Regions from separate parts of the Homo sapiens genome. Here region 1 is linked to region 2. The links are chromatin loops, found by intact Hi-C in ENCODE. Cell type or tissue: Caco-2. All regions are shown on one strand. Each heading gives the region's core, and the rest is flanking DNA. Links, peaks and the distances in the headings are about the cores only.

Region 1 (2,923 bases), core at 302-2,801, 74 kb after region 2:
GTTCACCAGAATGCAAGCACCCTACACTGGTGTTAACCTCAGTAGCATGCCAGACTGATATCTGAATGGAAAAAAACATATAATGACTGAATTTTTATATTATTCGTTTATCCAACAAACATTCTCAAGAATCAAACGTATGGCTGGTATTGTGAAAGACGCTGATCATACAGAGAAGATTAAATCTTTCTTCCTGCATTGATAAAGCAGTACTGGAACCCTTTGAGTAAACACTCAGAATTATGTGTCCATCTAATTTTACCACTAGGTTTAGCTTCGCCTGCTGTGCTTCTCCAATACTAAATTTCCCTGGAAACAAGGAATAATCACATTTAGCACTGAGGTATGGGTGAAATAAACTCTACAAATGTGCTATGTAATGATCCAGTAGATTCAGAGAAAATAACGTATTTACTGAGCCAACAAAGTATAGATACAAGGGTTCTTAAAACACACCATGGTATCATTAAATGATGAAGAAATGGTGTATGTATGATGCTGATGAAATATTTCAAAAAAGAACATTCAAATAACAAGAGTAAGCCATTTGTTCCTGAAGGAATTGCTAATTCAGCTTTCTCAAACTAGGCAGATTACTGACCACTTAACTCTGCAAAATATCCCAGTTTCTTGAAGCAAAACTGTTTCTAATACTAAGTAAAATGAACCTTTATAAATTTGCTTTAATGCTCTTATAATTCACATTTTTTCTTGTACAGTTGTATTTTATTTTTAAAATGTGTAATTTTAAAGCTTTGCAGAACTGAGAAATTTGATTTTGGAGAAAAGTGGCAAAAGAGAAAATTATCTCTCACTTACTTGATTTGTTTTACTTGGTAGAACATGAATTTATATTTTGTGATCTACAAAATGTCAGTTGCCAAAAATGGAGCTGAGTCTTTTTTAAAAAGGTAATTATTTTCATAAACTAGACAAAAATCCCAATTTGAAGAGTACTTGCAAGAGAAACAGGTAGTTCTTACTTATCTCAATTTGTGCATGACTAATCTTTCTTCGGGACCCTCCAGGTCAGATTTTAGATTGTTTTTGTTAATTATTTCCAAAAGCCGACCTGACTCAGGCACATTAAATTATTTCCATTGGAGGCTCTTTATTCCTAAAGAAACCAACCACTTAAACATCGGGTGAGTGTTTGGAGTTTCCAAATTATGGTACCACTATTCAATTAAAAACTACATCTTAAGTGAACTATGGAATACCAGTTCACTTTTCTTACCAGCATGGTTTACCTTGTCAGGTTCCCCTCTTTTCTAACCTGGTTGTGTACATAACTTTCTGCAAGCTATTTGGCATGTCTGAATGGGTGGACAATCATTGGTAAAAGCCACCTTTCCAGTTTACAAGTCTTTCATATCTAGAAGATCAAAGAGAATACAAAAATTAAAAAGAGAGAAAAAGAAAAGTACAGAAAAGAAAATAAAGGAAGAGAAGAAAGAAAAGAAGAGACAAAATTGAAACAAAAATGAAGAAAAGCAAAAAGAAATCTTAGGGTAATATAGATGTCTTTTAATCAATGTGTATATTTGTATATTTTCTGAATCTTTTGGAATGTCCCCTATCACTGCCCCAGTAAATTAATTTTCTCTCAAGACAGGGTTGTAGGAAGTTTAAAAACGAAACCTAGAGAGTGACAGAAATCTTGTCCTGGCTTCTTCTGAGCATAGGCAACGTAAGGTATTTTATTGCTGGATCATTGTTGTTTTACAAGTAAAAGCCAAAGTAAACACTTGCACAAAGAATCTCATGAACGGGCCGGGTGCGGTGGCTCGTGCCTGTAATCCCAGCACTTTGGGAGGCCAAGGCGGGTGGATCATCTGAGATCAGGAGTTCGAGACCAGCCTGGCCAACATGGTGACACCCCGTCTCTACTAAAAATACAAAAATTAGTCGGGCATGGTAGCAGGCGCCTGTAATCCCAGCTACTCGGGAGGCTGAGGCAGGAGAATCACTTGAACCCGGGAGGCGGAGGTTGCAGTGAGCCGAGTTCGCGCTATTTGCACTCCAGCCTGGGGGACAAGAGCGAGACATCGTCTCAAAAAAAAAAAAAAAAAAAAAAAAAAAAAAAAGGATATCATGAACGATACTGATTAAGTCTTTAAGGCAATAACCACTCCTGAGATTGTGCATTGGGACAGGAATCATAATTTTCTGCTCCCACCCTTTCCAATCACTCACGTGCCTCCCAACATGCGCACGTATCTGGCGGATCATACCCTTGTTTCAACCTTACAATGTGTACATAGAAGTGCTTGGTACAATCAGAATTCTGCTCAGTTACCTGGTGTGGGGGGAAAAAGCCACTGGAAATGATCTAGAGGAGTGTTATGAAATTTGAAGCTGTCCTAAAGTGTAGCTGTAATTTGATTGACGTAAATATCTTGCTTGTTACAGTTTATTAAATACCTTTTATTTTTTACCTTTCTCCTTTTGTTCCCTCAGTTTTCAGCTTATTCTGAAAAGTATCAAAAATATTACCAACTATTACTGCCTTTAATTCACATCTTCTCTCCCTGATGATTTACAATTTATGACCATGGCAGGTATTTTTTTTTTTTTTTTTTTTTTTTTTTTTTTTTTTTTTTTTTTTTTGAGAGGGAGTCTCGCTCTGTCGCCCAGGCTGGAATGCAGTGGCGCGATCTTGGCTCACTGCAAGCTACGCCTCCCTGGTTCACGCCATTCTCCTGCCTCGGCCTCCCGAGTAGCTGGGACTACAGGCGCCCGCCACCATGCCCGGCTAATTTTTTGTATTTTTAGTAGAGACGGGGTTTCACCCTGCATGGCAGGTATTTTTAAGAAAAAAGAGTAAAAATAAAGTGACAAATAGAAAAGTCAAAAAATGTTGGAGAAACTAAATTTTAAAAACTGAAAGCATTCACTTTATTTACCTTATATCACTATAGGG
Region 2 (2,923 bases), core at 113-2,612:
CCTTGAGGGAACTAATGGTCAACAATGCGAGTGACTACTGGGTTCGCTGATGATTCAGTCATGAACACCTCACCTTTGGAAGCAGCAGTTCCAATCTAATTATGAGAACAGAGGATAGATTGTAACGGGTCATGAAGAAACAGATGCAATAAATATTAGCTCTTTTTGCTAGAAGTTAGGGCACAAAGAGAATATGATGGATGGGCCAGTAACAAAGAGGAGTGACAGCATCCAGGGAAGTTTAATTTTTAGATACACGAGAGGGCAGAAGTGAATAAACCTGTGGAGAGAATGTGAATATCCAAGAAAAAAGTTTTGTTTCATGAGACAGTGACATTAAATCCTTCAATGGCCCCTCATCTAACTTATGATATTACTTGTACTTTTCATAAGGCTTAGGAGACCTGTGTTGGGCCCCGTCCGTGTATTGCGCACCCCATTTCCTCTTTTCACCGCTATTCTCAACACTCCAGACATGTCAGTTGTTGATGTGCCAAGATTTCTAGCTTCACAGCTCTCACATATGCTGTCTGGGATACTCTTCCCCTGCCCCGCGACCCCCCCTTTTTTTTTTTTTTTTTTTTTGCCTGAACTTAAATAATATTTCTTCCTTAAAGTGGTTTTCCTTTACCACTTCCTGTCTAAATTAGGTGTCTTTGTTATGTTTCCATACACAAACAAGAAAGTCCTTCGCCATAATAATCAAACTTGCAATGGTTATCTTTTTTCTTAGACTGCAAGTCATAGAAAGGTACGGACTATGTATGGTACATGGGAGGTGCTGAATAAATACTGAATGATGAATAAATAACTGAAAAAATCTAGGTCATGGCACAGGAAGTCAGGAAAAGGCTTTCTGTGCTTCTAATAAAACTGCTAGAACTTTTATATTCAATTCAGGTAATGATGCAGAGAAGAGTTATCTAATTCAAAATAATTATAAGCACCATGTAATAACTTTGAATGTGTTACATTTAGGGAAATATGCATCTATAGACTCTAATATTTCAATTTTAATATATGGGCTTTCTCTTATTATTGGATTTGTGACCTTACCGCCAATTATATTTGCTTCCTTTGTTTTTTTTACCTCTTTTTCATTCTCAAGTACCGATTGTTTTTTCAAGTACACTAGACCTGGATCTCCTTCCCAAGATAACCTCTGTCTCTCCAAGATCCTGCAATAGCTCAACACAATTTTTTATGACAAGTCTCCAAAGTCCAATATTTGAGTTTCTTATACACGTTTTACAAATCAGGAAAGGTTTGCAAGAAGAAAGGCAGGTGAGAAAACACAGGCAGGGATCATTCTGGGTCACACAAATTCCATGAATGCTCTTCTATAAAAACTTTCAATGGCCAAGTAATTAACTTGGAATCAGCAAGTCAAATCACTCATTTTTTTGCAAAGTTCAGCAATTAGATAGAACATATTTCCAAAGAATGCAAACCACGAAGGTGGCTTGCTTCCAAGTAACTACATCATTTTCCTGTAATGCCATCCCAGTTGGTTTCCTCATGCATGCTTGATGATTCTCCTCACTATGCATCTTTTTGGACTTCCAGATTTTGACTCCTAAACTTATCAAATTAACTTTATTGACAGAAAGGGTTTCTGCTTTTGTTGGATACATGTAGATTATGTGCCTGCTCAGACAGTGTAAACTGCCACTCTTTGGTAATCTTATCTTCAAATAAGGACACACACCTGCCCTGATACTTACTCAAATACTTACTCAGATTGACTAATGAACTTATAATGAACTTTCTTATCATTTACCAACTGGGCTTTGCTCTCAAGGACATAAAAACTATGATCTTTACATCTGGGACATATCAGTAATTCTTAACAGTAAAAATATATGACCATGTATGCAGTTCATGGGCAAAGTCCATTAACACTCACTTAAAACTAATATTTTCTTCATCCAAGAGTAATAACTAAACATACTTCTTAAACTGAACCATGCATTCAAGAAACCTTAGGTAACATCTAACGTGTTATCTATAAAGTCTCCCCCAGCTACGCGACAGGAGGATCTTGCTTACCCACATTCCAATTAGATTTCCCAAAGTTTGGCTACTTGAGCAGCACTTTCACAATTTTTGTCATATTCCTTGACTATAAATGCCTTAACATTTTATTTAAATTAATTTTAAAAATATTAAAACAAATTTACTTTTAAAAGGAGATGCTGTGTATTTTTCTAATGTATATTAATATACAAAACATTATATAGAAATAAGAACATCATGTAGGTTTCAGTGAAAACTAAAAGTACTTTGGTTTTAATGCTTTGGTTTTGTTTGTTTTACAAGACAGGGTCTTGCTATGTTACTCAGGCTGGCCTTAATTCCTGGGATGCAGCCATCCTCCCACCTCAGCCTCCCAAGTAGCTGGGATTATAGGTGCATGCCACTGTTCCTCGCTTTAATATGGTTTTGAGACAAGTATTGATTCAGTAGGAAATCCATTCTAGTGGATCCAGCCAGTCTGCCCTACCTTTCTGCTTCTGCATTCCTAGATGAGATACCTGAAAGGGGATGGACTCAACAACACAAATCTCCTATCAGTCTAGCTGCTACAAATACAATGGTAAACGATTAAAATCCTACAAATTAAAACAGTATAGCCAGGCTTAGAATAAAATATTTTAATTTTTTAAAAATTTTAATCATTTCAAAAGCAAACTTTTGTAGGAGTGAAAGGAAAAACGGAGGGTTGAAAAGAATTTATAAGCCATATCTTAGAACTTTTATTTGTACAGCTTCTTACCATTCTCAAAGCAGTTTTATATACCTTACCTGATTTGAGTCTCATAATAAGCCAATAACATAAAAAGCAAGTATATGAGTCATAGAATAATTATCATTTTATTTCTAGGCTTTTAGATAGAGTAAGAGAAGCAGGACCTTTCCTCAA

Evidence for each region. A loop is a pair of places that touch in the nucleus more often than their neighbours do. Peaks named below come from ENCODE experiments on the same cell type or tissue, not always from the same donor. Only the 100,000 strongest peaks of a DNase experiment are listed, where the experiment ranks them.
Region 1: a loop joins it to region 2, with 10 times the contacts of the local background. A loop is called at or near these places in 2 of 110 quality-filtered maps.

The regions. Positions count from the first base shown.
Region 1 is chr9:21,579,419-21,582,341 of GRCh38, forward strand. No RefSeq gene overlaps it. Among named protein-coding and RNA genes, the nearest start is that of MIR31HG, 21 kb to the left of the region's middle. In Caco-2, for the core only: no CTCF peak of the experiment used is centred there; a DNase peak (open chromatin) is centred at 1,793.
Region 2 is chr9:21,505,574-21,508,496 of GRCh38, forward strand. The region is part of intron 1 of MIR31HG (MIR31 host gene); the gene reads right to left. Among named protein-coding and RNA genes, the nearest start is that of MIR31, 5.2 kb to the right of the region's middle. In Caco-2, for the core only: no CTCF peak of the experiment used is centred there; DNase peaks (open chromatin) are centred at 1,288 and 2,038.